5 separate regions of the Mus musculus genome follow, and all the other regions are linked to region 5. A link is a loop called in an ENCODE intact Hi-C map of the cell type or tissue named here. Cell type or tissue: heart. All regions are shown on one strand. Links, peaks and the distances in the headings refer to the core of each region. The heading gives the core; the rest is flanking DNA. Region 1 has its middle 37 kb from the start of Alas2. Region 2 holds the start of Fgd1 (FYVE, RhoGEF and PH domain containing 1). Region 3 holds the start of Maged2 (melanoma antigen, family D, 2). Region 4 holds the start of Gnl3l (guanine nucleotide binding protein-like 3 (nucleolar)-like). Region 5 holds the start of Tsr2 (TSR2 20S rRNA accumulation).

What was found. Peaks named below come from ENCODE experiments on the same cell type or tissue, not always from the same donor. Only the 100,000 strongest peaks of a DNase experiment are listed, where the experiment ranks them.
Region 1: a loop joins it to region 5, with 2.9 times the contacts of the local background. A loop is called at or near these places in 2 of 42 quality-filtered maps.
Region 2: it touches region 5 in a loop (2.4-fold over the local background); 8 of 42 quality-filtered maps call a loop at or near these places.
Region 3: it touches region 5 in a loop (4-fold over the local background); 3 of 42 quality-filtered maps call a loop at or near these places.
Region 4: a loop joins it to region 5, with 6 times the contacts of the local background. A loop is called at or near these places in 8 of 42 quality-filtered maps.

What each region holds. Positions count from the first base shown.
Region 1 is chrX:150,507,448-150,513,763 of GRCm38, forward strand. It overlaps a transcript of Apex2 not described here. Among named protein-coding and RNA genes, the nearest start is that of Alas2, 37 kb to the right of the region's middle. In heart, for the core only: a CTCF peak has its summit at 3,387; no DNase peak of the experiment used is centred there; H3K27ac peaks cover 398 bases.
Region 2 is chrX:151,043,549-151,049,864 of GRCm38, forward strand. Fgd1 (FYVE, RhoGEF and PH domain containing 1) reads left to right here and starts at 3,622. Exons shown (of 18, transcript NM_008001.4): 1 at 3,622-4,433. The coding sequence starts at 4,127. Gm46690 (a long non-coding RNA gene) reads right to left here and starts at 2,544. Exons shown (of 2, transcript XR_001782846.2): 1 at 954-2,544. In heart, for the core only: no CTCF peak of the experiment used is centred there; DNase peaks (open chromatin) are centred at 3,333, 4,173 and 4,313; H3K4me3 peaks cover 2,758 bases; H3K27ac peaks cover 2,271 bases.
Region 3 is chrX:150,809,994-150,816,309 of GRCm38, forward strand. Maged2 (melanoma antigen, family D, 2) reads right to left here and starts at 4,352. Exons shown (of 13, transcript NM_030700.3): 1 at 4,236-4,352; 2 at 2,678-2,744; 3 at 1,830-2,321; 4 at 881-1,189; 5 at 688-751; 6 at 351-430. The coding sequence starts at 2,722. In heart, for the core only: no CTCF peak of the experiment used is centred there; DNase peaks (open chromatin) are centred at 3,098 and 3,678; H3K4me3 peaks cover 2,777 bases; H3K27ac peaks cover 1,882 bases.
Region 4 is chrX:151,013,641-151,019,956 of GRCm38, forward strand. Gnl3l (guanine nucleotide binding protein-like 3 (nucleolar)-like) reads right to left here and starts at 3,682. Exons shown (of 16, transcript NM_198110.2): 1 at 3,561-3,682; 2 at 381-449. The coding sequence starts at 399. In heart, for the core only: a CTCF peak has its summit at 3,385; DNase peaks (open chromatin) are centred at 3,671 and 4,051; H3K4me3 peaks cover 2,578 bases; H3K27ac peaks cover 2,011 bases.
Region 5 is chrX:151,092,680-151,098,995 of GRCm38, forward strand. It overlaps Tsr2 (TSR2 20S rRNA accumulation), which reads right to left and starts at 3,864. Exons shown (of 5, transcript NM_001164578.1): 1 at 3,750-3,864; 2 at 3,486-3,576. The coding sequence starts at 3,833. In heart, for the core only: a CTCF peak has its summit at 3,891; a DNase peak (open chromatin) is centred at 3,862; H3K4me3 peaks cover 1,452 bases; H3K27ac peaks cover 1,014 bases.

The DNA of each region.
Region 1 (6,316 bases), core at 420-5,419, 590 kb before region 5:
CAGGTATAGTAGCCTGGGCTGGCATTTGTGTTCTCTTAGTGTCTGTATAACATCTGCCCAGGATCTTCTGGCTTTCATAGTCTCTGGTGAGAAGTCTGGTGTAATTCTGATAGGTCTGCCTTTATATGTTACTTGGCCTTTTTTCCCTTACTGCTTTTAATATTTTTTATTTAGTGCATTTTGTGTTTTGATTCTTGTGTGATGAGAGGAATTTCTTTTCTGGTCCAGTCTATTTTTGAGTTCTGCAGGCTTCTTGTATGTTCATGGGCATCTCTTTCTTTACGTTAGGGAAATTTTCTCCTATAATTTTGCTGAAGATATTTACTGGCCCTTTGAGTTGGGAATCTTCACTATCTTCTATACCTATTACCCTTAGGATTGGTCTTTTCATTGTGTCCTGGATTTGCTGGATGTAGAAACTCCTTGGGTTAGGAGTTTTTGCTTCTTGCATTTTCTTTGACTGTTGTGTCAATGTTTTCTACGGTACCTTTGGCACCTGAGATTCTCTCTTCCATCTCTTGTATTCTGTTGGTGATGCTTGCATCTACGACTCTTGATCTCTTTCCTAGGTTTTCTAACTCTATGTTTGTCTCCCTTTGTGATTTCTTTATTGTTTCTATTTCTATTTTTTGATCTTGGATGGTTTTGTTCATTTCCTTCACCTATTTGATTGCGTTTTCTTGTAATTTTTTTTTCTTTTTTTTTGGGCTTTTTTTTTTTGAGACAGAGTTTCTCTGTATAGCCATGGCTGTCCTGGAACTCACTCCGAAGACCGGGTTGGCCTCAAACTAAGAAATCCGCCTGCTTCTGCCTCCCAAGAGCTGGGATTAAAGGTGTGTGCCACCACCGCCCAGCAAGACTTTCTATTGACTTAAACCCACATTTGAGCAGTCTCCTCTGGTGGATAAGCTACAACATCCTTAAAGATTGGTTTTGCCTCTAGATGGCAGCTTCCATTTTGGATTTCCATACACAGAATTTTTAACTGGTGCTTATTCCATGGCCATATACCATATTACTTAATAAGTATCTCTGGGGACGGGGCCCAGACATCACTGTTCCCTCATGCCCCACAGTAGATGAACCCTCTGCATTTATAGTGCCATTATTTTTGACATTACCTGATATTATATTTTGCTATCTCTCAAGTATATGTCAGTTATTATATGTTATAAAGAACTTCTCATTCTAATGTTTTTTTTTGTTCTTTAAATGGTTTCCTAAAACAATCCCACCATTACTGAAATGTAGGAAAGCATCTTTACATTGTTTCTTTGTTCACTGCCAGTATTTTTATCCCAGAGCCCTCCCTTTCTTACTTGATATAAATGTATGAAGAAAAGGGGCCTCACAGAGGAAATGGATGTGCGATTCCGTTGTCTTAGTAACCGCTCCACTTCTAATCTCTCCTGAGTGACTCAGCCCAGGCAGGAACACTGTGCTTAGCAACCAGGAACAGGTAATAGCCTACTTTCCTCTTTGCTGTTCAGTGCTAAGAGGCTGAAACAAAGACATAAAGATCGTTGCCAGGGAGACCAAAGCAGAATCTATCAAAACCATTAAGGAGAAAATGTCAAGTATAATACAAAATGGAAGGCAGATCCATTTTGATACACCCACAATCTTGGATTGAGACGCTTACGTGTTCATTCAAAGGGCTTTTGTCGTGTGCACACAAGTGATTCTTCCTGTACAGATAACCACAAAGACATAATGAATTATTAGAGAAAGGGACACAGGAAAAGGAGAGAAGCCAGGCAGTAATGGGAGAAATAAGTTTTAAAAACCATGTATCTCGCTGGGTGGTGGCTCAAGCTTTTACTCTTAGCACTCAGGAAGCAGAGGGAGGTGGATCTCTGGGAGTTCGTGGTCTACAGAGTGAGTACCCACATAGGCAAGGGTACATGAAGAAACCCTGTCTCAAAAACAAACAAACAAACAAAAAAAAACCCAAGATAAATAAATAAACAAAAGCAAGTATTTCAAGACTCATTTCAACAACCATGCTCTATTTTAGCCCATATTTATATAGAATTGTTAAGCAAGCTTTACATGAAAGAAAATATATCTTCCTTTTGCTTATTAATAATTCCCATTAGGACATACCTGAACCTCAAGAACCTATGCTGTTTCTCTCAGCTCTGCCTTTATTGCACCTCCTGAACAGGCATGCGGGTCAGCTCAGCTGAGCGACAGCTGCTTACAAATAAGAAGGAAAAGAAAAGCTTCTGTGTCCTCATACATTGGCTGTGGGGTTTCTTGCTTATTCGTAAATCACTGATGGCTTACACTGATCCCCATACCAAATGCTGAAGGGAACAAGGGAAGAAAACCTTCCGCCTCTAGCCTTTGTATTAATAAAACCTTGCTTCCTGTCCTGGGGGGTCTCTTTGGGTCCCCCATCCTTATTATCCTGGTTAGTTAGTTAGTTTGTTTGTTTGTTTGTTTGTTTGTTTTTGATAGACTTGATACAAGCTAGAGTCATTTTAGAGGAAACCTCTATTGAGACAATACCTCCAACAGACTGGCATATTGGCAAGCCTGTAGGGCATTTTCTTGAATTAATGATTGATTCAAGACAGCCCAGCCCACTATGTCTGGTGCCAATCCTGGGTCCTGATTTGTGTTCAAAACAAACAAACAAACAACAAACAAACAAACAAACAGGTTGAGTCAAGCAATGGTGGTGCACACCTTCAGTCCTAGCACCCAGGAGGCAGAGGCAGATAATTTCTGGGAGTTTGAAGCCAGCTTTGTCTACAGAGCTAATTTTAGGACAGTTAAGGCATGTGAGGAGGCTAGGTTTAATCCCCAACCCATTATGCATTCTTATCACTGTAAGCTCAACTTCCTGGAATATGCTTACAGAGACACACAGACAGACACATAGACAGACAGACAGACAGACACACACACACACACACACACACACACACACCCCTACTCAAGTCTACGGCCAAGTCTTAATCTTAGAAGACACTGTAGACAGATATGAATACACCTTGTTTGCATAAAACTTTAAAGTGGTTTCACATTAACTTTCAAATTCCCTGGAAATCTCATTATTAGGACACATGTGACATCAGCATGGATCTTCTGAAGTTATTTCAGAGTATAAAAAGGGTGTGTTTGTCAAAAGTGAACACTGATTCTCAGACAAACATATCAGAAAGTAGTTGCCACAGATCATTTCCGCATCAGAAGAATCAGAAGGCCCTGTCTGACCACCTCTTTTCGTCTTTTGTAATAAAAAACATTAGCAGATATATTCAACTGTGTTGAAAAATATAGATACACGTCTAAAGTTCTGTATATAACATTCAAATGGAGGATGGGAGGACTTTAATGGCCTTCAGCAGTCCAGAAGATGCAGTTACTATTTATTACACTAGGGGCAGCAACGTATAAGGAATGGCAAAGTAAGCATTTCAATTACATTTGCACTGCAGTCTGCTAGATGACCAAATATTAATACCTCTTAATTAGACATCTGAATAATCAATAGTTTGGCTATATTTTTCTCATTTTAAGAGGATTTCTTGGGAAATGTCTGGTTCATATCTTTGTTGGGTTTTTTTTTTTTAAGCTAAAAGAAATTCTGTTCCCACCCTAAGCTCAACCCCCACCCCCACCCCAGATAACTTCATGAAGACAGTCTTGTCAGGATTTCATCAGACTCAGACATGGGGTACAATTAGACACTAAGAGTATGGGGCTGGCAGAAAGAATAGAAGGGACCAGAGGCAGAATTCAAGGTCTTTCTGAAGAGCAACTCCCAATTAACCCTGTAGGAAAATGTTTTGTGTGTGTGTGTGCACACGCGCGCACGCGCAAGTGTTTGTGCATGCTTCCCTACAAAATAATTATAAGGATTAATAGACGTCTATATGCTTAGTATTTGCCCATCCTCCACAAGAGCTTACATTTTGAATAGCAATTTTGTTTTTATCTCAAAGGTAACCAATCAAGCACACTCAGCTTCAGTTTCCTTGGTAACCGACCTCTGCTTCCTGTCTAGACTTCTGGTCATGAGAAGAGAGAAATGGAAAAATACTGGACTAAAGCAAGCAGGCTGCAAAATGGTTTTTCTTCTTACTGCAGTCTACTTCTCTGCCATTGTAGTCCACCCCACCCCACCCCCAAACATTAGCGAAGTCTGTTGGTGAGGGGGAGTGAGATGACGTCTACTTTTATGTATCTTTGCCTTTATATCTGCATCAATTTGGTCCTGACTAGTCACATCCTCAGCAGCACAGACATCTTTCTTTGTACTCCATCCCACCTCTCTTTCTTTCTGGGATATATTATTCTTGATTAGTCATAGCATGATCCACCACCTTCTTTTGCTCTCTTGCCCCTTCCCTTCCTGTCTTACTAAAGTAAGGGTGGGGAAAAGGCATGAGATACAGAGGAGACAGAGGCAGGTACTATTCATGGAAGCCCTGCCTTTGGAAAGCCCACGCTTTGTATGTACTAGCTCCTGCTAGTGTATTCGCATTAAATTCTAAAGGGTCCACAGAGACACACACAGAGAGATATACATAGACATATACAAACTCACACAGTCACAGACACACAGGCATGCATGCATGCATGCATACATACAGAGACACACACAGAGAGACAAACACAGTACACACACACACACACCCTAAGTCTGAAGAATTCCTGACAAGACTGTCTTATCATGGAGTCAGGTAGAGTGAAAAGAGCTAAGGGGAGGAGCAGAATTTCTTTTACCTTTAAAAAAACAGCAACAAAAATATGAACCCCAGCACCAAAACATTTCCCAAGAAATCCTCTTAAAATGAGAAAAATATAGCCAAATTATTGACTGTCCAAATTTCTAATAGGTATTACTATTTGGTCAACTATCAGAGTACAATGCAAATGTAAATGAAATGCTTAAATATTTTTTAAAAATCAAAAAAACTTTTTAAATTTTTAATTTTTTTAAAAAAATGGTTTTATTGAAATAAAAATACATTACTTCCCTCTCGTTTATTCCCTTCAGCACCTCCATCCCCACTCTCAGTTCGATTATATTTGTTACACACACACACACACACACACACACACACACACACACACCCTTCTGAGTCAGTTGTTGTTTATGTGTATATGGTTTCAAGGCTGACCATGCAGCACTAGGGCAACTAGTAAGAGGGCACATCCCTGAGAGGCTAATTCTCCTTCTCCCAACATATCTGCCTATAGTTCTCTGCCTAGGGGTGAGACCCTGCAAAATTTCCTCCTTCCGTGTTAACATATGCCACCAATAATGCCATTGCTCCTGTTACACAGCCATTTCTAGGACTGGTTGCTGACAGCAGGCTTCCTACTATTGTGGCTCTTAGAATCTTTACAGCCCCTCTTCTGCAATGTTCCCTGAGCTATATAAAAGCAGCAGCTGTGCTGAGGGTATATCTGTTGGGGCTGGGTTCCCCATGATTTGTTGATCGCTACATTATAGCCAGTTGTGGTTTTCTTTGACGGCTCCCATTGGTTGGAAAGGGAGGCTTCTTTGATGAGGGGTAGCTACAGTTATCTGTGGGTAGAAGGATCAGATTTAGAATGTAAAAGGAATTATGCTTATCTAGCAAACTGGTGGTAGTAGATTCTTTTCTAAAGTCCGGGCCCTCATTATCCTGGAGAAGCTGCCTCGGTTTCCTATACCAGATATGATTTCTCTACTGTTGAGTGGGCCTTAAGACCAATTAGACAGCTATTGGTTGCCATCAATGATATGAGAGCCACTTATTTATTGCATCTTTCTACTATCCTTCCATGCTGGTAACTGTCGTGGTTCATAGGAGTTGCAGATTGGTAGGGGTGTTTAATAGTTGCCCTCTCTTGGCAGCCTGAATAGTATTTTCTGAAACAGTGAAAGCTAGACCACAGGAAAGAATCTTTAAGCTCACATCCAGCTCACGTTATCCAAACCATGTGTTCTGAGTGTGTAGTATTGTATCTTCAGCAACAGGAGCCCACCTTCCTAACTGGTGAGAGGCAACCAAAGGATATATCTATAATCTGTATTGTTTTGGGAAGTCACTAGAACTACCCTGGCCAACCACTTGAAAGGAGGTTTCTTGTGCCTGGTACTGAAGTTTTGTTAGCCTATGGTTCTAGTGGAAAACATGTCAGTCGAAGTGGCTTAACTTCGTTTAATACACATACATACACACACACACACACACACACACACACACACACACACTACATAATTCATAATTTTAGGTAAATATAAAATCATGATTTGAGGCTTTGTCAAAGTCTTGTTCTCTGAAGGACAGCCCTGCCCCATCCTCTCCTG
Region 2 (6,316 bases), core at 637-5,636, 49 kb before region 5:
GCTCTAGCTATCCTAAAAGTCACTCTGTAGACCAGGCTGGCCTTGAACTCAGAGATATGCTTGTTTCTGACTCCAGAGTGTGAGGATTAAAGCCATGTGCCACCACACCCAGCCTTTTCCCAAGTCTTTTGACTTGAGATTGGTTGAATCCATGGATGCCAGTTCTCCACAGGGTCTTCCTACTTACTGAGGCCTTTCCCTGGAATACATCCTTTCTTTCTTTCTTTTTTTTTAAACAAATGTACTTATTTTATATACGAGTACACTGTCACTGTCTTCAGACACACTAGAAGAGTGCATCGGATCCTATTACAGATGGTTGTGAGCCACCATGTGATTGCTGGGAATTGAACTCAGGACCTCTGGAAGAGCAGTCAGTGCTCTTAACCGCCGAGCCATCTCTTCTCCAACCCTCCCTGGAATACCTTCTTTCTTTCTTTCTTTCTTTCTTTCTTTCTTTCTTTCTTTCTTTCTTTCTTTCTTTCAGATTTATTTATTATTATATCTAAGTACACTGTTGCTGTCTTCAGATGTACCAGAAGAGGGCGTCAGATCTTATTACAGATGGTTGTGAGCCACCATGTGGTTGCTGGGATTTGAACTCAGGACCTTCGGAAGAGCAGTCAGTGCTCATAACTACTGAGCTGTAGCTCCAGCCCCCCCCCCGAATACTTTCATCTGCATTCTTCATTTGCTGATTCCCATTCTTTCAAGCTTTGCTTGACCCCTAAAGCTAGACACTACCAACCCCTAAATTCTTTCATTCCTGTCACTCTCTCTGTTCTGTTCATTCATAGCCTTAATGCAGTTTATAAATGTGCATGTTTATGTGTTGTAATCTGGTGTGCATTTATGTCACGTCATCTCCGGTACTGGTCCGGTCATTTTGAGAGTGGTGTGTGCTCAACACTTTCCTGTTTGTGATCCTTCTTACAGCATAACTGGTGCCTCACCTGAAGCCTAGACTCCATGCTCCGGAGACATTCACAGCGTCAGCTGAAACTTAGGCAAGTGAAGAGGAATGAGGGAGAAGTGAAGAGAGTTCCATATGCGACGGCAGCAAACGTGCAAAACCTCAGCCTTCATCCCAGCACACCGGAGCCTGAAGCAAGAGGACTCACTGCAGTCCAAGGTCAGCCTAGACTCCAAATGAGGCCCTGCCGCTAAAAAAAAACCCAAAGAAGCAAAAGAGAACAACAACCCAAAACCTCCAGAGGTCATATGGATGGAATTGTCAAAGAATTTTAAAAATTAAGGTTAAAAAAGCCTTCAGAGGCTGGATAGACCAAGGAACAGTCTTACAATTTTTCAACTTTGACTCAAGCATTAGGTTTAGAAAGGCTGATTGAGATCTCACCAGATCATAAAGAGCCCTGCCAAACCTCTAATGTTAAGGAAGGTAAATTTTCTTTTGAACCTTTGGGGACTTGGAAGATTCTAAACTTGTGAATGATATTTGATTTTGAAAGACATAGACTTGCCAGATGTGGTAGTATATGCCCTTAGTCTCATCACTCAGGAGGCAACCACAGAGGGATTATAAATTCAAGGCCTGCCTAGGCTACACAGTGAGAGCTTGTCTCAAAAAATAGTAATAATACAGACTGCCTACAATATAGAGAATAGATTCCAGGACTCAGTGAACACTTGCCTGTCTTGCCTGAGGCTTTGGGTTTGATACATGATAATGAAAAATAGTTAAGAATAGATTCCAGAGAACAAGACTGAAACAGGAGAGCTGTGAAGGTATTGCAGATTAGAAGCTGTACTAGCCTACACCAGCGAGTGGCAATGGAAATGAGACTGTATAAGTAGATGATGGAGATGGTCCTGTAGATGATAGGAAGACTTGGCAATTGCATGGGGGGGGGAGGTGTAGAAGAGAGAGAGAGAGAAAAGAGCCAGGGTATAGCTTAGATCTCTACTTTGACCAAGATCCTTCACTTAGGTAAGGTACAGCTCATTGAGAGAGGATTTCTTGAGTTGGGAAAGAACAGAGATTCTAGGTTTCTCTAGGATTTTCAAACAATGTTGTTTTCTAACCAGCTGAATGTCTGGGCCAGGAAAAATGTTTTGATTTGAAGTATTTTAGAGTAACTATCAAAGAAGTAATAATTGAAGCCATAGAAGCAAATGAGATATTGAGGGAAAGACCAGAGAGAGTGCGTGGGAAGACAGAGCTCAGGCCAAAGCTCCCAAGAACACTACTAAGACGAGGAGGAAACTGAAAAGGAAAAAGGAGAAAAATAAGCATGATATGTCATAGGGAAGCAATTTCAGGAGAAGGGAGAGGTCACTGGTGCTACCTGAATGCTAGCAAGTCCAAGTAGGATGACCTCTAAAGAGATTCTTTTCGGTTTAGTAACGTAAGCTATGGAAGACCTTGATAAGAAAAATAGCTTGGAAGAAGTAGTAGAGGTGAGTTGTAGCAGGGTTAAAGATAAGTGGGAGGTAGGAAATGGGACACTTGACTATGAGCAAGTCTTGAGTCATCTGTAAAAAGAGAAGAGAGATAACTTTTGGTGCTTGTTTTTTTAGATGGGAGAAGATACCTGACTGTTTAAAGCCCAGAGCGAAGGGACTCGGAACGAACTCAGAGGTCTGTTGCTAAGAATTCCAGACCTTTCTTCTGGCGTCTTCTGTTCACTCCATGTAAGTAGGACATGGGCTTATCAGCTAAGTACCGTGGGACGGAGTTGGGGGCACAAATCAAGATCTTGGGGAGACTAGATTTGATATGGCCACCATGGATGAGAGTTATCTAGGCAATGGGGGTGAAACAGAAAAGAAAGTTGACTACTAGTAGGGTGTCGGGTCAGTTCTGAGGGACTTGTAGAAGCTGGGAAATGAGGGTTTATCATGACACAAATGTGGAAAATTGTAGTGTTACCCAGTAGTGTTCAGCTGCCTGGGCACAAGCATGGAAAAAAAGGCAAACAGTTGGACTGGTTCAGTTTTGGGTTGCTGCCAGCCGGGTAACGGACAAAACAAGGGACCGCGACAAAAAGAGTGGAAAAGTAAAGGGCCATGAGATCTGGTCTGAGAAAATAAGTACTAAAGGATCGCTACGTGCCAAGCCTAGCTTAACTCTGGGACATGTGGAAAGGCTTCTGGGAAAGAGTGTGATGGGAGAGCGGAAGAAGGCATGAGATGCGACGGAAGGGTCGATTTCGGAAATTGGGCCCAGAGACTCGCCTCTGTGGGACCAAGGAAGGATGGGAAGGAAAGCTGAAGGGCCAGCAGAAGGAGGGCCTTAAGCTCCTAGCAGTTAGAGGTGAAACTGGCCCTAGCGAGGGGGCGTGGCCAAGCTCAAATCCCGACGAGGGGGCGGGGCTCCAATAACTGGGTCTCAGCGCCGCGGTGGCTGCGGCTGTCTCAGCAACGGCTCGCGCCTCCCCATCCCCCAGTTCCCAGGGCTCTTCCCGCCTGCCGCGGTGCAGACCCAGGACGAAGGCGGAGAAGCCCGGTCCAGCCCGGTCCTCCGCCCGCACGGCTGGAGCATCGTTCCGGAGGACTGCCCGAAGGCAAGCCTCGCAGCCGGAGAGCGCGGCGCACACGCGCGCCTCCCGGCCGCGGCCGTCCTCTCTTCCCTCCTTCCTCTCCTCTCCCCCTCCCCTCTCCTCCGCCCCCAGCCTCCGCTGCGGCGGGAGGAAGAACCCTTCCCGACTAGCCCAGAGAACCCAGGTCGATTCTCATTCCGGGAGAAAGAGACCCCCCTCGGTGGGATCCGGCTGGCCGCTCGCCCCCGGCTACGGAAGTGACTGGTCATCTATTAGGAGAGCTCGTGCCTAGCGCAGCCCCCGACCCTCGCCTAGCCGCAGCCGCATAGACAGCGCTCCCCAGCGGGCCCCCGGCCCCGCCGAGCCCACTCCCCGCTTGGGGCCAGGGCTGGCGATGCCTGGCGCGGCAACGGCGGTGGCCGCGGCTGCTGCTGCTGCTGCCGCCACGGCTGCTGGCCGGAGCCCGGGTCGGGGGCTCGAGTCTCCGCAGTGGGGCTGAGCCCGCAGCCCCGCCCCCCGAGCCTGAGGCCGCTGCTCCGCCGGGCGCCGGGCCTTCTCCGCCCGCGCCTCCGCCCCAGGAACTGGAGCCAAGCGGGGAGCCCGGGCCCCGCGCCCAGGCCCGGACCATGCATGGCCACCGAGTCCCGGGGGGCCCTGGGCCTTCGGATCCCGAACGCTCAGCGGCAAATACCCCCGGTGCCGCTCCGCTGGCCTGTGCCGACTCGGACCCTGGAGCCTTGGAACCCGGGCTGCCGGTGAGCAGGGGCTCAGGCACGGCTCTTGGAGGCCCTTTGGATCCTCAGTTTGTTGGACCCTCGGATGCCAGCCTGGGAGCGCCTCCAAGCTCCCGGGTCTTACCCTGCGGCCCTAGTCCTCAGCACCACCGGGCCCTGCGCTTCTCCTACCACCTGGAGGGCTCGCAGCCTCGGCCTGGTGAGTGATCCAGACAGCATGGGAACCTGGGCCACGGGCCTGGTACCGGGAACGGGTTCTTGTTCTAGGACTTGGAGCCGACATGCTCACCCTAGCCCCTTGGGTCCCCTCAACCCCTACCCCCACCTCCTGCAGTATTCGGTCCAGTCCTTTCAGCCTTTGCCCCTTGCTCTTATCTGTCCCTTGCGCCCTCAAGCCTTAAGACTCCTTTCTCTTCTAACTGTTGAGGCTAACAGGAGAGGAAGCACTCCAAGAAAAGGGGGCAGGATTTCAGGGCAGCAATGGGGATGTGGTTGGAATAGGAGAAAAGAAGTCTCCCATTAGCTAAGTGACTACATTTGTGCATGGCACTGAACTGGGTACTTTTACAAGGGTTTTTGTTTCAGCTTCAGGAGCCATCTGTGAAGTGGATATCATCAATTACATTTTTAGGGGTGCAGACTGAGGCTTTGAGAAGTAACTTGTCCAAGGTCACACTGTCATTATGGTGCCTGGATTTAAAAACAGATCAGAGTCCAAAATCTGTGGTCTTCCCGCTTCCCCAAACTGAAGCTGGAGAGTAATGCAAGCTTTCTCCTTATGTGATTTCCCCTTATACGACTCAGTAGCCCGAAAGTATGAGCAAAAGAGAGAGGGAGATGGTGGACTGATCCTAGATTGTGCTTCTGCTAGGTGTGTGTGGCCACAGGACAAGGGGAGGAAGAGGTAGGGGGTATTGATGAGAGAGAAAGGTGGAGCTGAGCCTGGAGGAAGGGGCTGAAGGCGCTGCTGGTACGAAGGAATAGGACAGAGAGGTCAGAAGGGAGAGCTGCTGGGCCAGGAGATTGTTTGGAAAAATCATCAGGATGGTTGCTTGGGTTTGCAGTGTGGTGGAACAACTCTAGGTCAGGCTGGGGCCACAGACCCCGATGGGCCTTTTCATAGTCCTGAGTATCTGAGCAGCCTAGCAGAGCCTCTAGGATATTCTCACGTGGGCCTGAGTCTGGGAGCCTTGAAGGAAGAACAGTGTATGGATCTGCCCTATCTTCACTGGGACTGAAGGAGGTGGTGAGCTTTTAGCAGCTTCCAGGGCTCATAGCTCACCTTCCACAGATCACTAGGACTGTGGCTCAGGACCAGGTAGTAGGAACAGTTGGTGAAGCATAAAACATGGGCAGAATACGCCTCTCTCTGCTGTCTCTTCTTTGGATAGTTATGGAACCTCTGGGAGATTTCAGGCGCTGCCCCCCCTCACCCCCTTGTGAACTGGAGATAGGCAGCTGACACTCTTTAATGCTCTGCCCTGCTTGTTGCTTCTGCTGGCTTCCCAAACTCCCCTGGACACATGCTACTCATACATACATACATACATACATACATACATACATACTTGATCTTAGCTCCTCCCTTCAAATCCCTAAACAGCCAGAGCTCTCCCACTGCAGTCTGCATTTGCTTTGCCTTCTGCCTGTTAGCTCTTCCCTCAGCCCTCCACCTGGCTTGCTCCTCATCTTTCTGGTCTCAGCTCAAATGTCCCCTCTGAGAGACCTTCCCTGACCACTTTAAGTAGGGCCTCTTGTGAATCTCCATCACAGCTGCCAGTGTGTGTCTATCCTTACATTTAATACAGTCTGAAAGTGCCCTCTTGTATGTGTCTACTTGTTTATTGCGGCTCATTTGCCACCAGAAAGTGAGCTCCTCGAGGGCGAGGGGGCTGAGTCTGTTTTGTTTTACCTTGTATACCTAAGGGACTGATGTAGTGCCTAACACGTGGCAGGTACTCAGTGTCTCGATGGATGGTAAGGGAACGCATAGTAGGCCCTCTGTAACTATTGCCTAAGAGGACTCCGAGCTCCCACCCAGCAAATACTCTTGGTCTGGGAGACAAAGCTAGGAAGGTCTTG
Region 3 (6,316 bases), core at 578-5,577, 280 kb before region 5:
ATAGTTATGTGCTATTTATACACATAACAAACATAGGGTGGTTATCCATAGCATCTTTGTAATCAGGGGGAATTTAGGGAGACAGAGGGGTGAGCATCTGCAACACATGAGATGGTGTATCCAGCAGCAGGCAGAAGCCAGGACTAAGCTGCACAGCTTTAGCACTAGCTGTGTTTCCACAGCTGACTTGCTGTGTGGTCAGTGGCTGCCCCTCCCTAGGCCACCATGTGCTCAACTCTACAGTGATGAGGATGCAGTAGGTCTCTGCTTTCCTCCAGGAGGGTGCTCATATGCCTTTCTTCTGTTTAAAGCTTCCCCAGTGCACCCATCCCCCAGGGCTGTCCCTTCACCTTCTCCAAGGAATAGCCTGCTCGTTCAATGATTTCAGGGTATACATCAGTATATTCTTTGATGATGTCCTTCAGCATATCTGCAAATGAGAGTGTTGCAAGCATCTGTGCTGTAGAGATACCAGGTAACCCTGATGCCCAATCAACAGACCCTTTGTTGTCCAAGCCATGGGTGGCAGAACCAAGTTGTGGGGGGGCTTTTCAATAGAGATCCCACTGTTAGGAGAACTTTGTGAAAAGGGACAGGCGCGTGAGAATGAAGGCTGTCCCCAGCACACTGGTGAGAAGACAAGAGAAGGCAGAGCTCAGGAGAGAGCACGTGTTTGTAGGACTCTACCTGAGCGTCTGATGGGAATCTTTGTCTGGTCTTTAGCCAACAGGTACTTCACCAAGTCATTTGCCTAGGAGAAAGAAAAATGATGAAAAGACCAAAACAAAAAAAAACAAAACACAGAAAACTCCAAAGCACAACAGAGAAGACATCAGGCAACACAATTGAAAAGGTGAGACGTAGAGGGTGGAGTCCATACCCTTCCTTGTAAAAGGGCCACATCTCTGGGTGGGGGTGCCTCAGGTTCCTGGGATGACTGTAGCTTCGCAGCTCTTCTTCGGGCCTTGCCTCTGCGAGCTCTAGGTGACCTCAGGGAGAGCAAAGCTCTCCGAGCCCAGGCAGCCAACCGAGTCCTTGATGCCCTGCGGGCCCAAAAGGCTATGGGTCCCCTTGAAGCTCTGCGAGCCATGGAGGCCATTAGGGCCTTTGAGACCCTTCGACCACCTGTGGCTTCTGAAGCCTGACTCTGGTCACTGTTGCCATCCTCTTCTCCATCCGGGTGTTTCCCCTGCATCGAAAGAGGGGAAGGTCAATATCAGCAAGTGGTGCAGGTGGCTCTTTCTCTTAACTCAGTCTCTTCTGGAAAGCACACCCAACGCTGTCTCTTCTAGGATACATCCCCACAACCCTGCCCTTGTAGTAAGACTCTGCCTCACTGGACACTAGCCATCCTGAGTCATGGGCTTATCACTGACTACCAGTTGGGAATTTCCTCCCTGAGTGGATCAGGAACAAGTCAGAAATAAGGCCTGAGGCTTTCGTCTTCCCACATCCACCCCTGACCTGACTCTGCTTCTAGCACCATTGACGAGCCAGTCCTCTTTCTTTCTGGGCATCAGTTTCCTGCCATACAGAATGGTACCATAAGGAGTTACTTTCAGATATGAGACTACACATGTGAATAAGCCTACCTCAAGGTCTATAGTGTACAGCTACTCTGTACATATAAAAAGCTGCATTCCAGTCAGCATGAAGCTATGTATATGCCTGCCTCATCTCCCCACCAGCCTGTGAGCTCTGTGGATACAAGAACTGTGACACACTCCTGTTAGTGTGCGCTGGGTCTTTCAGGAACACAGGAATTGTTTTAATTTTGGCAGACAAATGAACAAGAAGATTGTGGAGAAGCAAGGATGGGTATGTCTTACCTTTTGGGTATTCTTGGCTTTGACCTTGGGCCGAGTATCCTGGTTCTCCTGAACCTGGACAGCTGTACCCTCAGGCTCTGGTTCATCTGTCCCAGCCTGAGAGGCAGGAGCCTCAGTCTCCGGAGCCTTTGTATTGACCTTTGGATCGGTACCACAGCTGACCTTTTTGGTCGGGGTTGTAGGCATTGTCATAGCCTGCAGGTCAGACTTCTGCGTCTTGGTGTCAGCTGCTGGACTCTTGTTTTCAGTTGCCAGAACTTGGGTCTCACTCAGCTGTGTGGTAGGTGAGGCCTGGGTGGCAGCTGCCTCAGACGCCTCTGGGGCCTTTGAGACCTCTGTCGCCTTTGGGTTCCCAGAGGCTTTTGGAGCCTTTGCAGCCTCTGAAACCTCTGGTGCCTTTTCTGCCTTTGGTGTTTCTGAGACCTCCAAGTTCTGGGTCACGGTCAACAGGTCCTGCATCACGGAGCCGCTGTCCTTTTCTGAAGCTTTGCCCTGCAAGGGAAAGCAAGGAAGTTCACTGACCTTCTTCCCACCCCTCAACAAGGCAAATGGTCCCAAAATTAGGTGGCTACACTTCTCTGACCTGTAAAGACTCTTACCTGTGGTGTGCTCTGACCACCCCAGCCTAAACAGGCTTCCCAGTTAAAAAGTAATGACAGAACCAAGGGCCCGCCCACCCTCTCTCCCTTCCTCTTGGCCTCCCCTCCACTGGGGAGAGGGGATGCACCCAGGCAAAGAAGTGGGTGGAGAATGACAAGGATGGGAGGAGAAGCTCCAAGGATTTAGGGCAGCAAAAGGGGCTTGAAAGGCAAGCAGCAAGAAAGGGGGGGGGGGGGTATCGGTCTTACCTGAGAGCGAGCTGGATCTGCACCACTCTCGCTTGTGTCAGACATGTCTCAAGTTCACCTAGCAAAGCTGAGTTCAAAGAGAAGGCCTGGGTCAAGTGGAGAGCCCGCTGAACGTCGTATCCCTTGTTCTGCCTAGAAGCTGATCCTCACCTTCTTTAGGGCCCCAAAGCCCAGCCCCTCCCGGAGCCCCAACCAGTAGGTGCTCAGATACAGAAATTCTGTCTCTAGGTCTCAGTTCTCTGCAGCCGCACCCTCCCCTCCTCCAGGAAGATGTGCCAGCGCGGCAGCTCTGAGGACCCCGCCCCCTTTTCCCAGCGCACCCCCCCCCAGCCGCAGGCTTAGAGTGCGCATGCGCGTCTTCTGCAGCGCCCTTTCAACCCCGCCTGCTTTCCCAGTACAAACCCGTTCTTTGAAGTCCACCGTGCACATGCGCATTCAGCAGCTGGCCCAGTCTCTGCGAGCCCTTCTCAACACGCCCCTTTCTAGCTATACATAAAGCGCATGCGCAATGTCCACGGTCTCAGTCCAGCACCCAACTCCTATACACGCCCCTCTCCAGGTCCGCAATGCTGTTCAGCCCCGCCCCCTCCCCAACAAACCTTCCATCCAAATTGTCGCAGTGTCTGGTGGTCCTAGCCCCTCCCCTACTCACAACCACCCTATCAATTTCACAGAGCCTCCAGGTCCCGCCCTTTATCCTAACACGCCCCCCTCCAAACGGTAAAACCCAAATTGGTTTGGCTCCTTCCCTGTAACACCCCCTCCTCAACTCAGGATTGAACTAGTGATTCCATCTTAGGCCCAGCCAAACGGGGTCCAGTCCCCTCCCTTCCTAGCTGGATGGATTCGGTAAGATTTGGCTCTTAAGGCAGGTTTTCTCCAGATCCCAGAGGGTGGGGCCGACCCCTAGCAGGCTCTCATCCAAAGCTGGGGCCCATGACTTACCTCGTCCTCCTACAATTCCCGAGTGTGTCCACTCTCTCCAAGCCCCTCCGAAACTCAGATACTGCCCTCCCCACTAAAGGCCGGAAGTGGTCCCGCCCCTTTCCGCCTCCCTAGGGGGCCTCCGTCCCAGCCCGTCTGCCCCTCCCCCCTCAACACTCCTTATTCCCCCCCTCCCTATTCCCTTGCCTAACTCCGGACTCCCTATTTCCCATCGCATTTCCTATTTACTCTACAGAAATCTCTTCCCATTCCTTACATCCTTCTCTGTGTTACCTATGCAACCCCCCTCCCCAGTGTCCCTTAACCCTTCTCTGCATCCCCTATTCTTGTCCCTGGATCTCGCCTTCCCCTTCTTATTTCCCCATATTCTTCCTTCTCCTCCAAGCATGCACAGTTCCCCTTTTTCTCCCCTCCACCTCTGCCAGTCTCTGCTGTCCAGTTCATATACAGCTTACTACTTTCTTGGTCGTTCTCATTCTCACACCGCATCAAATGCAGCACTTCTGCTCCAGCTATAGTGGTCAAATAAGAATTGCCCACCTGCCCAGCTATAGGTTTCAGGTAGTTAGAACCACTGTCTGCTCACCAGGAAAGCCCAATGTTGTTCCCTCACCTTGTCCTCCAGTGAGTCTGGGATGCGTGTGCCTGCTCCTCTCAGTCCCTCTCGAAGTCTCAGCCTCCTGGACTAGAGCTGCAGACAGCCCAGCCCAGCCCAGCCCCTTTCCGCAGCCCCCTACCCCCCGCCCCCTTCCTCGGGGGTGGGGCAATGGGGCCCTGCTCAATGCTGTCTGACGCCAAAGCCCATGTTTATGCCTCTGTACCAGGTTCGGTCTGAAGCCCTTCCAACCCAAACTGCCCCCACGAAAACGATTCATTCATTGAAATTATTTATTTTATATCGTTATTTTTCTTACTACAAAAGTAGTGTGTTGTCATGTGAAAACCAGAGAAATGCAGAAATATGTAACAGAAAATTAAAAGCTATCTTTAATCTCCTTCCTCAGAAATACTCATGACATTGAGTACTTTGATAGACATTCCTCCATTAATTTTTTAATTTGTAGTCTGATTATGTGCACTTTCTCCCTACACCGGCTATACTAGTTACCTACTGTTCTGTAACTGCTTTTTTTCAAGTTATATATTCAAACCTCTTTCCCTTAGCATATGTTTTTTTAGAAATGTATAATGTTTTCTTGTATAACTGTCCTATAATTTATTTACTTAGTTCAGCTTCGTGTACTTTCTGGGTTGTTTCCCCCTTTTCGAACTATTACAAACAATGCTACAAGGACCATCCTGGTGTCTATATTGGACTGTTTTGTTGTTTTATTATGTTTTGCTGATTCAATTCATTTGAAAAAACTACCATTTTCAGCGTAAGTTAACTGTACAAAGTAATGACTTTTATTATGGCATTGACAGATTCACCCTCAATAACGTTTTTCACTAGTTTGAAATGGCACTTCTGTTGCCTGATAAATTCACATAAACAACTGGGTGTCTTCATGAGAACAAGATAAAATGTAAAGACAAAGAGAAGTAGACAAAATATCATTAGCAATAGAGCAGGTGAATGCAGACCCAGAAAAAGCTTATTATAAACTATAATTCACGGTAGTTATAGAAATAAAATTCAAGATCTTTCTTATACACAAATAGTCAGAAGTCTGCTTCTTGAGGTCACCTTTGCCCATACTGGACAAATGAAAGATAGCCAATCCTTATGGCTTTATGGACAATTTGATTCACATACATTTTCACACATCATCAAGGCGGGTTTATATATTCGTTTCATTTCCTATAAACTGTTACTTCCCCCAAGTTTGTAATGTCACCCTTCTACTTTCTTATCTCCTAGGCTCTCTCTGCTGAGCACAAATGAATAGTCTCTCATTTTCTTCCAATTCTGGTGCCCCAAATTCCTATCCTATCCAACTTATGGAAAACTTCCAATACCAAGAAAATAAAGTTCTCAAACCTGAGGGTCCTGAGGGTCTATGAAAGCACCCTACAGCTGGTCACCACATAGATGTTGTAGGTGTGTGTTTTAGAAGATCTTAGGTGTTGTATGGGGATTAAGTGTCTTCTTGGAACTAGAGAGCATAGCTATGACCTTGGTAGTCATCCAAACAAGCAGTGCTTGTGGTTTGGCCTAGAGTGTTAGCAGGGGAGATAGTGAGGAGATTGGTGGGGGCGGGGTGGACTGCTAGGACTTGATGAGTAATTGGATTGTGGAGGGGTGGATTGGAAGGAGGAACATAGTCAAATATTGGCATCTTTCTTTAACAGATAGTGCAGATAGTGACCCTTTCAGTGAGTCATGGAATAATGGAGTTAAAAAGGAAAAGAACATTGATTTTATGGCACTGGTGGTACATCCAGGTAGAAATGTCAAATTGGCAGTTGGATAAGCCTGTCTGAGAATCAAGAAAAAGGTCCGAGTAGAGGGTATCAATCTAGAAATTGGCACTTGTATACTTTAGGGTAGTAGTGCAGTAAATAACAAGAACTTAATTCCTGACAACTTTGCTGAATTTCCTTTAATGAGAAACATGTATGCCTCATTCAGCCATTGTATTTTCGAGTCTACACTGTGCCCCAGTTTCCTGGTGGTTCTCAGTGTCATATTGGTATTCATGACAGTGAGTGGATTTTCAAGAAACACCTATCTCTATTTGCCAACCTTTTTCT
Region 4 (6,316 bases), core at 769-5,768, 79 kb before region 5:
TACTTGAGAGACTGAAGCAGGATGGTAAGGGAGTTTGAGGCCACAATGGAGTACTTAAAAGAGCTTGAGGCTAGCCTCAAAAAAAAAAAAAGCAACCACATATGATGGAACACGCCTGTAATCCCAGCACTGGGAGGCAGAGGCAGGTGGATCTCTGAGTTTGAGGCCAGCCTAGCCTACATATCAAGTTCCAAGGCAGCCAGGGCCACACAATTAAACTCTTGTCTTGGGGAGAAAAAGAGTTCAAGACCAGACTCAGCTACATAGCAAGTTCAAGGCCAACCTCCCATAAATAAATAAACAAGACAGCAAAGTTGTTGTGAAAAATACTATGACTATTAAATGTATAGGCTTTGAAGAGACTAGTAGAAGAAACTCACTGTGTCTAATCTTCATCATGATGATCAGAGAAGCTGGAAACAGAGATGTTCAAATCTGTCTGCTTCTTCCTGTTGGAACAGAAGCAGGAATTTGAAGACAGACCTAGGAACCACAACTCTCCTTTAAGCCCTGGAAAGGCAAAATAAAATGTCACAGAACATGATCGGGAAGCTCTAAACAATTGGGAAATTGGGAGAATACTATTCTGGATCTAGGGCCTAATATGGCTTAGCAGACACAAGGAAAGCAGTATTATATCACTCGAAGAAAGAAATAGATCAGAACCTTTCTTCCTGGATGGAGTCCATGCCTCCAATACAATTATTGATACAATAATTGATACAAGTGGGTACTTGTAGTATCATATCCCAGGTAAAAGACTGGTGCTAAACACCTCCACACTGGGAAGAACAGATAATATGTTTCATCAGTGAAGAGGAGTGATAGTGTGCTTTTTGAAGGGAGCTTCTGCATGTCATCTACCCTTCAAGAGGGGGAAGGAAACAAATCCCGGGAGTCAATCCTGGAGAAATAGGTCCTCAGAATCCTTACTTTCGGCTGCACAGATTGAAGTCAATGCTAATGTCAGGAGGCGGTGCAGGGGCATCTCACCTGCCTATGTGGATAGGGTCTGCACCCTGGCAAGAGGAAGGACATGTCATTTGTTCCTCTGTTCTTGGGTCACTGACTAAAGAATCCGGCACAGTGGCTATGTCTCTATGTGCGTCTCTGCTACACGGGAGGACACTAGTCCACGCAATTTGTAATTGTTGGGGAAGATAGAGCCTGGGTCTCATTACTCATCTGTCAAGGAGGGGCAAAGCTGCTATGCTTATTTCCATGATGAGGTAGTATGAAGGAAAGTGGGCAGCTTTGAATGAGTAGGGTCCACACACTTTTGCCTGATGGAAGCTATTCTGAATCCTTCCATAGGTGGTGGACTAGAAGACTAGAATGATGTGTATAGATTTCATGTGGATTGAAGTCAACAGCACATTAGTATTGAAGGGAATAGGGCCTCTGGTTTTCTTTTTTTTCTTTTTTTTTTCTTTTTTTTTTTTTTGTTTTTTTTCGAGACAGGGTTTCTCTGTGTAGCTCTGGCTATCCTGGAACTCACTCTGTAGACCAGGCTGGCCTTGAACTCAGAAATCTGCCTGACTCTGCCTCCCAAGTGCTGGGATTAAAGGCGTGGGCCACCACGCCCGGCTTCTGGTTCTCTATGAGAGTAAAAAACAAGGCATAAGGCCATGCAATTATAAACTCAATGAATTTGCTCCTCCCTTGGGAAGTGTGCATCTCTCATTTTACCTTAGGTGAGAAGAAATATCTGGCAGTTGTGATGCATACTTTTAATCCCAGCACTCAGGAGGCAAAGGCTGGCAGATCTCTGAGTTCAAGGCCAGCCTAGTCTACAGAGAGATTTCCAGGACACACACACCCCACAAAAAAAAAAAAAAAAACTGTCTCAAAAAAAAAAATCAACAACACCGGGGCCTAGCAAACACATAAGTGGATGCTCACAGTCAGCTACTGGATGGATCACAGGGCCCCCAATGGAGGAGCTAGAGAAAGTATCCAAGGAGCTAAAGAGATCTGCAACCCTGTAGCTTCAACAACATTATAAACTAACCAGTACCCCGGAGCTCTTGACTCTAGCTACATATGTATCAAAAGATGGCCTGGTCGGCCATCACTGGAAAGAGAGGCACATTGGACAAACAAACTTTATATTCCCCAGTACAGGGGAACGCCAGGGCCAAAAAAATGGGAGTGGGGGGGGGAGAGAAGTGGGGGGGGTATGGGGGACTTTTGGGATAGCATTGGAAATGTAATTGAGGAAAATACGTAATAAATTTTAAAAAAAATCAACAACAAAAATTAAGAGGCTGGAGAGATGGCTCAGTGGTTAAGAGCAGTTAAGAGCACTGCCTGTTCTTCCAGAGGTCCTGAGTTCAATTCCCAGCAACTATATAGTAGCTCACAGCCATCTATCGTGGAATCCGATGTCCTCTTCTGTCATACAGGTGCACATGTAAATAAATAGAGCATTCATATACATAAATAAATACAATTTTAAAAGTAGAGAAAATCTGAGCTCCTATTCTATGGATGAGGAGAGATTTCGAATGCACTGCATTGTAGGATGATCAGTGATATCACTGGCTTTCTGGGCTAAATGGGAGGGGGGAGTTGTCTGCATCTCTACTGCTCAGATGCCCCCTCTCTTGGTCAATCTGGTGATTATAAATCATTTGGAGGGTGGGGTTCTGTCTCTACCTCAAAAGGGAAGAAAATAAACCTGAGTTTCTCTACCCTGAGGGTCTACTTGAGAGGCATAGCATTATCTCAGTGGACTAAAGTCTGTTCCCAGGTACTGTAAGCCAGTTTGGGTGGGCCTTTACTACCGTCAGAAAAACAGCAATTCTTTATGGGGTAGCTATGGGGGTCTAATTTTCCATAATGAAGGGGGAGGGGTAAATCTGTGTGGTTGCCCATAAGTCTCTGTCTCCAATGATTTTGAGGGCTGATGGTGTCTGGTGACTGGTTACAAGGGTAAACATGAGAAGGGTGGGTCTCTACGTTAGGAGCTCTCTTCCTCTAGATATTACACAATTCTGAGCTCCCCTATCGCAGTATGGAGATGGACAAGCCCCGTTAAAGACCTATGCCTTAATAAGCCAGAAGTCGGCCTGCTCAACCTTGTATTGGAAATTATTTTCTTATAGGGCAGGGATGATATCATCCACCATTTGATGGGTCGACACACCTGTCTCCATTACGCAATGAAAGTATAAACGTAATAGACCTTCTCACACATGGATGGGGGCGTCTGTCTACATGGGAGAAATGGCAGTAATGCGAAATGACGCCCAAATATCCTGAAAGGCGGAGGGCAACCGACATTTTGTCTCATACGCATGGTCAGTGCCTCTCTACATAGCCAGGATGCATCTTTAGAGCCTCTCTAGGAGGCCGCCAGAATGCAGTTCAGCGCATCGCCACATGTGGAGCTATCCGTATCCCTCTTCCAGGCCCTTCTACTTTACAAGAGAGCCAGCTTTTCACCTCTCTAGTCCAGGATGGCGAGCATCTCTGGTTTCACCTTTAAAAAAACAATCTTTACTATACTGCTGGCCTGGTGAGCACTCACCACGAAAAAAAAGAGAGTAGTCTCTTACCTACACTTCCGGCAGGGACCTCGGAGAGCTGTTAGAAGCACAACGTCGCCAGTCCAGGAGTGCGCAGCTAGGCTCCGCCCAGACTTCCGGATCCCAGCCCAGCTCTTTGCTCCGCCTAATTTGCGTAAGACGCAAGGGCGGAGTTTCGATATAATTGCTGCGCCGCACAGTCCCGCCCCCGCTCCCACGCTGGCCCCGCCTCCTGGCTGCCGGCGGGTAAAGAAATAGCGAAGAGGGGGGCGGGAGCCTGGCGATGGGAGGGGGGGCAGTTGTGTGTATCTGTGTCTTGTTTGTGTGTGTGTGTGTGTGTGTGTGTGTGTGTGTATACTCATGTGGCCACAAAAGCTATTTGTAAGACGAACTCTTTTGTGCGGCTTCCTGGCTAGGGTTAAGGATGTATCTTCTCTAGTCTGTTACCAAAGTAATCACTGGCAGCATTAGATGAGGGTAGGGGGCAATAGTTTGTCCTCCTGGAAGATGGCGACAGACCGGGTGCGAGAAAATGGCCGCCGGAATCACGTGTCTATTTGGCTGCGTATATCCCACCTGAAATGAGTTCGCTGTTTTCAGCAGCTTTCCAGTCTCACGGGACTCTAAAGCATAGCAAGGCTCAGCCGGGAGCAGCAACCGAAACTCTTTGGAATTGTCACTCACCGGTTTACCCTCTTCTCCCTCATGTATGATTCCTGTGTCTGCAGAAAATAAACCTATCTCTAAAGCGAGGGTAGGTAAGGGTGTCTTTAATAACCATTTCAGGAAACTTCTGACTTGACTGGGAAGTGAGATAACCCTCCAAAAAGCGTAACTATTAATTTAATTCCTTCCTGGTCATTTACTTCCAGTCCTTTCCCTCTCCTCAAGTCTAAACCTTAAGGGTGGGGGTTGGGCTAGGTAAGGCAACCACCCAGAACGTGTGTTCTTCATCTGCAACTCATTCCTGCTGAAAACAAGCCCTTTTGCTCTCCCTCCCCTTATAGTACAGGATTGGCTGCTACCTTTCTCTCTAGACCCCAGATTCTTCTGGACCCCCAAAGTAGCCATAGTATTTACAGGCTCTATTTACCTATTGTAGCTCTATGAAATTTCTAATACCAGCGTTTTTATGACTCCCAGTTGAGTAAGAATCACAGCATCCTTTATCACAATACTACACTGTAGTAGGTTTTTTTCTTAAATTTTTTGTAGATTTGTTCTAGTTTGTGAGTTTGCTGTTATGTGTGTGTGTATGTATGTGCACCATATACCTTCCTGATGCATGTGGAGAGCAGAAGGATGCTTTGGATCCTCTGAATCTGGAGTTGCTGATGGTTGTGAGCCATCTGCATGTGAAAGCTTGCTGCTGAGCTCAGGTCGCCGGCAAAAGCAACAGGCTCTCCTAACTGCTGAGCCATCTCTCCAGTCCCTGTACACTATAGTTCTTAATGTGGCTTCATCACCACAGGAGAGAGGACTCCTCAGAGAAATGACAGTTCATCTTTGAACTCTCATAGAAACCCAGTACAAAACTGGCTGGAAGCAAATTTGTCAACTGAAATTAAGAGCTGCACCACAAGTCAATGGGGATTGAACAGTTTAATAGGTAGCATTGGGAAAATTGGATCAGGATAAAGAGAAATATAAATGCCAGGTATGGTAGTACATCCCCTGAGTACAGAGTCTGAGATTGGAGGATCAGAAATTCAAGATCATCCTGGTTTGCACAGGCAGAGTGATTTAAAAAGGAAATTCATGATTTTGAAACAGAATGTCTTCTAGCCCGGGATGTTCTCAGAATCTCTGTATCGCAGGATGACCTTGAACTTCCTGATCCTTCTCTGTGCAGCTCTGGAATAATAAGATTAGAAGCCTGTGCCGCCACACCCAATTTAAATGTATGCCCTGCAGTGGATCCAACACAATACCTTTTGCATGTTAGACAAGCACTGTACCATCTGAGCTACATCCCCAGTTCAATCTTAAATGATTGTCTCCAGGAGGAACAGCAAAGTATGGAGTACAGATGAAAGAGAGTTTATGATACAACACAACCTGTAAAGTAATACAAGCTCATCGGTTGCATGAAAAACACAGAAACAGAATGAAGATAAAATTTGCAAATAATCTCATTTTTTCCATTAGTGCTTTTCAAAATGTGATACTTGGACTACCAGAGGATCTTAGAAATGCAAATTTATGCATCAAACCCAATTTTCTCAACTAAAACTCTGGCTGTGAACAACACCAAGGTTATTTGATAAAGCATCCAGGAATCATTTTATACGCACCTAAAATTGTGCGTGTATGTGTGTGTGTTTGTGTGTGTGTGTATACATGTATATTATATATAATATATTTATATATAATGTATATATGTGTGTTTATACAATATATAATATATAATAATATTTATTTTATCTTAAAGGAAGTTAAACCACTTGAGCTGATAATACTTCCACAAAAACCATAGCTTAACAAAACCCCAGTACCATGCATGAGAAAACTCCTTTCAAATGATTGGTCAGGGTAGTCAAAGTGACTCTGAAAACAGTATAGATTATTGATGTAGCTCTTGGTTGCCTCTCAGAGCTTGAGGGTAAGCCCTTGATGCTGAAGACACTGTACACTTAAGACAAACTCTTATGATTTGAGCTGGGTCTAGCCTGAAAGCCTGTTTCCTATGGTCTAGTTTCCAAGCTTCCAAAAATACTATACAAGCTACCCAGGGAGGGAGGCAATTAAACAGTTCTGTTCAGCTGCAACACCTATGAGCCACTATA
Region 5 (6,316 bases), core at 870-5,869:
TCCAAAGCCAGGTTTATTATCCTGCCTTCCAAACCAGCATCTCATCCTCCAAGGTTCCTCTATCCAATGAAAGGCTTCTATCTACCCTGCCACTCATCATAAATCTCTTTTCCAAACCCCCTCTATTGATACTCTCTTTTTCTCTGACCATTGCCATTGTCCTACGTTAGACATTATTTTCTTTTTTCTTTTTAAGATTTATTTATTATATGTAAGTACACTGTAGCTGTCTTCAGATGCACCAGAAGAGGCCATCAGATCTCATTACGGGTGGTTGTGAGCCACCATGTGGTTGCTGGGATTTGAACTTCGGACCTTCAGAAAAGCAGTCGGGTGCTCTTACCCACTGAGCCATCTCACCAGCCCCCTAGACATTATTTTCTATACTAACTACTTTCTGAATTTTCTAGCTAGCAAACACTACTTACTTACCTTAGAACCTGCTCATGAATTTTATCACCTATTGTGAAGCTTGCCTTTAGGAAATATTTTGCTGAGTTTCAGGGTTTTGTTTTTATAACAGGTATGTAGCCCAGGCTAGCATCAAACTCACTATATAATACAGGGTTAGCCTGGAATTCCTCCTGGTAATTGATTATCCTCCTTCCTTCACCTCCCAGTGCTAAGATTACAGGCATGAATCACTATGCCTGGTTAATGTGGCTCTAGGGATTGAACCCTGGACCTCTTATGTTAGATAAATACTCTACCAATTGTGTTACATTCCCAGCTCAATTTTGCTGAGTTTTACGGGAAGATCTCCATAAAAAGCTAATGGAAAACAGAGTCAGGACTGATGGCACACACCTATATAACCCTGCACTCAGGAAAATGAGGCATGAGGAACATAAATTCCATGGCAGCCTGAGCTATAGAAGGAGATACTGTCTCCAATTACTACTACTACTACTAGGAATAAAATAGCAGCTGGAAGAAAAAAGCTTCTATAATTTGACTGGAGAAACATTTTCTTCATTGAATATCTAACGAGACAAGTCTTTTATAGCTTGAATTTTACAGACACTGGCTTTCTATCTCTATAAGCAAAGTCACAGAAGGCCTTTTATCTCTTACCCTTTAGTCAGTGTCTCTGTACACACACACACACACACACACACACACACACACACACCATTCTCTACCACTCTTCCATCCCCTTAATATAATGCACTTAACTCCTTTGAGTACATGCTTTATCATCTCTACCTAGTTTCCCCCTTTTCATTCCTTAGGCCTCACTCTAATCGCTACTCTTAAGAAGGCCTCTTACTGACCAGTGGTGGCGCGCACACCTTTAATCCCAGCACTTGGGAGACAAGAGACAGGTAGATCTCGGAGTCTGAGGCCAGCCTGGTCAACAGAAGAGTTCTAGAATAGTCAGTGCTACATAGCGAAACCCTGTCTCAAAAAAAAAAAAAAAAAAAAAAAACCCAAAAAACAAAAATCAAATCAAAAAGGCTTCTCCTCAGGCTCAGTTAACTGAAGAATTCTGAGCTCCTCTTTAGCATAACACACACCACCCAGTATTTTAACTATTCATTTACTTACCTGAAATCACTCACTAGATTGTAAATGTTGAGCTGTGAATCTGCCTAATACCATCCTCAAAACTAGGATATTGGGGGCTGGAGAGATGGCTCAGTGGTTAAGAGCACCAACTGCTCTTCCAAAGGTCCTGAGTTCAAATCCCAGCAACCCCATGGCGGCTCACAACCATCTGTAAAGGGATCTGATGTCCTCTTCTGGTGTGTCTGAAGACAGCTACAGTGTACTCATATAAATAAAATAATCTTTAAAAAAACCTAGGATGTTAATGAAGAGTTAAAAAAAAACAGCATGCAATACTCTAAGTCCTCTTGTTCTTTTATACCCCACCAAGACAAAATGGAAGTGTAGAACTTTTGTGTAGAAGCAGCAGCATGTGCTTATCGAGCACAAGCACTTAGAATGTGGCTGGTCACAAATGAGACGTACTAAGACTTTTAAAATTCCAGATTGTGCCGGGCGTGGTGGCGCACGCCTTTAATCCCAGCACTCTGGAGGCAGAGGCAGGTGGATTTCTGAGTTCAAGGCCAGCCTGGTCTACAGAGTGAGTTCCAGGGCAGCCAGGGCTACACAGAGAAACTCTGTCTTGAAAAACCTAAATAAATAAATAAACTCCAGATTGTGAAATTTAATACTAAAAGTGAAAAATGCTTAATTCTTATGACATACTAAAATATTTTGGAAGAGGATTTTTGTTGTATTTATTTCATGTGCATGTTGTTTTGATTGCCTGTGTGTGCACTGTGTGTACCTGGTGCCCAGATAAGGACAGAAAGATGATATCAGAACCCCTGGAACTGGAGTCATAGATAACTATGAGATACCATGTAGGTGCTGGGAACGGAACCGAGGTCCAATGCAAGAACAAATGCTCTTAACTGCTGAGCCATCCTTTCAGCCCTGTGTTACTTATTTGTTAATTACATGTATGTGCATGCACATGTGTACAGATGAGGAACATTTTGGATCCTCTGGCGCTGGAGTTACAGGTGGTTGTGAGCTGAGAACCCAACTCAGGTTAGGAAGAGCAGGACGCACTTTTAACAGCTGAACATTTCTCCAGCCCCTTCTTTTATCATAAGGACAACTTGGGGATATGGAGCTTGAAACTTAGAGCAATTCCCCTGTCTCCGTCTCCCTGGTGCTAGAATCACAAACATGGCCCATATGCTAGACCTTGGATATGAATTTAATAACACTATAATATTTGCTTCTTTCATTCATTTATTCATTTGTGGTAGTATGAGTAGTGTAGAGCCTCACATGTGTGTAGTAAGCAAGCACTTCCATTGAGCTATATCTCCAAGTCTTTATATTATTTTTATTATGAGACAAGGTTGTGGTGAATCTGAACTTGAGGTCCTTTTGCATCAGGAATATGAGAGTACATGCCTGCACCACAGGGCCTGGCTGCCTTTTATTTATCAGAGGTACTGCTTTTAGTTTTGGTGGCACCAGGGTTGGAGCCCAGGGACACGAGCAGACTAGGAAAGTGCTCTACCACTGGGCTACACTCCTCACCCAACAATTTTAAAATTATATTTACTTGTGTAGGGAGAATCAGAGGACACCTTAAGCGTGTACCAGTTCTCTCCTTCCATGTTGTCCCAGCTATGAAATTCGGACTGTTATGCTTGTTGGCCTTTGTCCACGGAGCTGTCCCCCACCCCTCATCCAGCAATTTTAAGTTACAAGATATGACTCGAATAGTTCTTTTCGTCGGATCTTTCCATAACCATTTTAGAAAGTAGGAAAATGACTCTCTGGAAGGCAAAATGCGTTCTCCAGCATAATAGCATTTGAGTGTCATTGCCTCTAAGGCACTCTAAAGACACAATTCTGATCTCAAAGTCACGATTCATTCATCAAACGCGGGCTCTCTACGTCGAGGCTCTGCCACGCCACACTGCGACAGACAGCAACACCTCACATTCACTCACCATTGGCGATGAAGTAATCCTCCACTGCACCCCCTAGCCACTCGGCCTTCTCCTGGCTGTGCACGCCCCCGAAGCCATTCTCCACAGCGATCTGTGAACACAGGCCCAAGCCAACCATGACAGCATGGAAACCAGAACGGCGTGGCCTGCCGGGGCCTGGGAGTCTGCCGCTTACACCGCCCAGCCATGGCTCTGGCGCCTCGCCTGGTCAACTTCTATTTTGTCACAGCCTTAATCGTGACCCCCCGCCAGGACCTCACTTACCTGTAAAGCAGGCCAAGCCTCCAGCGCAGCTCGGACTGCAGCTCCGAAGAGCACACGCACATCTTCAGCGGCGCCCGCCATCATCCGTTTAGATCACGTGGCTCCCAGGCAGCCCAATCGCTAGGGCGACCTCACCAGGCAAAAGGAGCCAAAAGCCGATTCTCAGAACGTGGTTTAGTTTTCTGCCAATCTGGCTGGCAGCAAGACCAGAACAGTGGGAAACGCCATCAGTGGTAGATGCTACCACTTACCACAGTAAATCCTAATAATTAAAGGAGAACCTGGAGCAGAGTACTTAGGAAGCATAGCTGAAATAAAGAGGAAAGGAGAAAAGAATAGCGAGGGCGAGAAAACCTACATTTGCGAGGCTCAGCAGATAAAGGCAATTGCCTCCAAGCCTGAAGAACTGAGTTCAGTCCCTGAGCCCTACAGGATGGAACTAGAGAACCGATTTCTGCAATTTCCTCTCACCTCCACATGTGTTACACGGCATTCACAGGCGCAGGCACTCCCACACACAATAAATAAATGTAATTTTAATTTTTTAAAAATAATTATTTTATATATGTGAGTACACTGTCACTGTCTTCAGAGACACCTCAGAAGAGGGCATCGGATCCAATTGCAGATGGTTTTGAGCCACCATGTGGTTTCTGGGACTTGAACTCAGCTCAGGACCTCTAGGAAGAGCAGTCAGTGCTCTTAACCGCTGATCCATCTCTCCAGCTCCAACAATTCATTCTTGAGTCAAATATGAGTGACCATGTCCAGGATTCAGGTTGTCCAGAAAGATATTTTCTTTTGTGGAAGTGGTCAAATGACATTTTAGTAGTTACAGAACAAAGAAAGTCCTAAGTCAAAGCATTTACTAAATCTATTGATAGAGACTACAGGTAGTGGGATGAGGAAATTTCTGCTTAGGTTTCAGATACTGTCTGATGACATTCTTAGCTTTTGGATTCATAGATGCTCGCTGTTAAGTATGTATTTGAAAAGTTGTGATAACCACGAGATTTCTCGTTCAGATTCAAGGGAAGACAAGGAATTGTTTTCAATGGGATTAAAAGTAGCTCAAGGTCATTTGTCTCTCCTCTGTAACATTTTTACTCACCCCAACCACAAAGCTCCGTCATTTGGTCCTATAGAACGGTCCATACAGATGTACCTGTTCTTTTCTCTAGGAACTTCAGTTTCCACTGTGTAGCCATGTCTGGTATTGGACTCTTACCACACTCTCCTAAATTCTAGGACTAATCACACACCACCACACTTAGCACAGAATATAGATTTTTCTGAAGTTCACAAGAACATTCTCCAAGACACACCATGTAGTATTCCACACAACAGCGTTTAGTATGTTTTAAGGACTAAGGGCTGATAATGTTTCTATCTACCTTGCCAGCATACTGGGGTCCTGGAGTTTCATCCCAAGACCACAAAAGAAAAAAAAAAAAAAAAGAAAGACTGCAAAGCAAAATTAGAAATTAGTAAGAGAAAGAAACATGTGAAATCCATAAATTTGTGTAACCTTATGGACTCTATTTTATGGAAATAGGTCAAAGGACAAAAACAAAGGGAAATTGGAAAACACTATGAAATGAACCTTGAGTGTTGTAGCTGAAGTACTTAGGGGACACATTTTTAGCTTGCAACAAAAATGTTTGAGCTGTAAATATTTAGAAAGAGCCCATGGGGGAGATACAGCCCACCACTGCCCTCAGCAGTCTGAGGAGTTCTGTCCTCCTTCAGGTAAAGCCAGGCCTTTGATTACACTGCAGGAAAGAGGTTCAGGATAAGCCAGCATTGTGATATGATCATCCAGTGTTATCTGATTGTTAGGATCATTATGATATATGATAAGCAAAGTTAATGAGATTTAACTACAAGCGTTTAGAGAACACATTAAGCTCTGTAAGCATTTAGAAAAAGGAACAGTTAGCAAAGGAAGCATTTGTTCTGCTAAAGGAACACACAGCAATAAAATGACACCTAATGACAGTCTCCTATACCGGTAGATCAGTGCCTCTTTCAGCCACCATCAGAGAAGCTTCCTCTTGCAGAAGCCGGGAACCAACATAGAGACCCACAATGTATTGAGAGTGAGAAGCTCTGGTCTTAAATGGAATGTATTCATGAAAGCCCTCTTCAGAATCCCACAGAGGAGAAGGTGGAAAAGATTGTAAGGGCCAGAAAAGATGGACGACATGAAGGAAATAAGGCCTTCTAAATGCAAGAGGACTGATGCACACAGGAACTCACAGAGACTGTGGCAGCATGCACAGGGCCTGCAGCAGCGTAAACCAGATGTGGCTCCCGTGCTTAGAAGGGAGGTAGATGCAAGCCCCCATCCTTAATCCGGAAGGTACCTCCAGTTAACTGATTGAAAAGGGGAAAAACTAGTTTTCTCACTGGGGATACAAACCACTCTTACAGGCAGGCTCTACACGCAGCAGTAGATAGCCAACAAAAACTGGACTCAATGGTATTTTTGTAGACTTCATCTGGTGTTGCTTTGTTTGAGCTTTTTTTTTTTTTTTTTGTCTACTGGCCTTTTGCTTGTATACTAC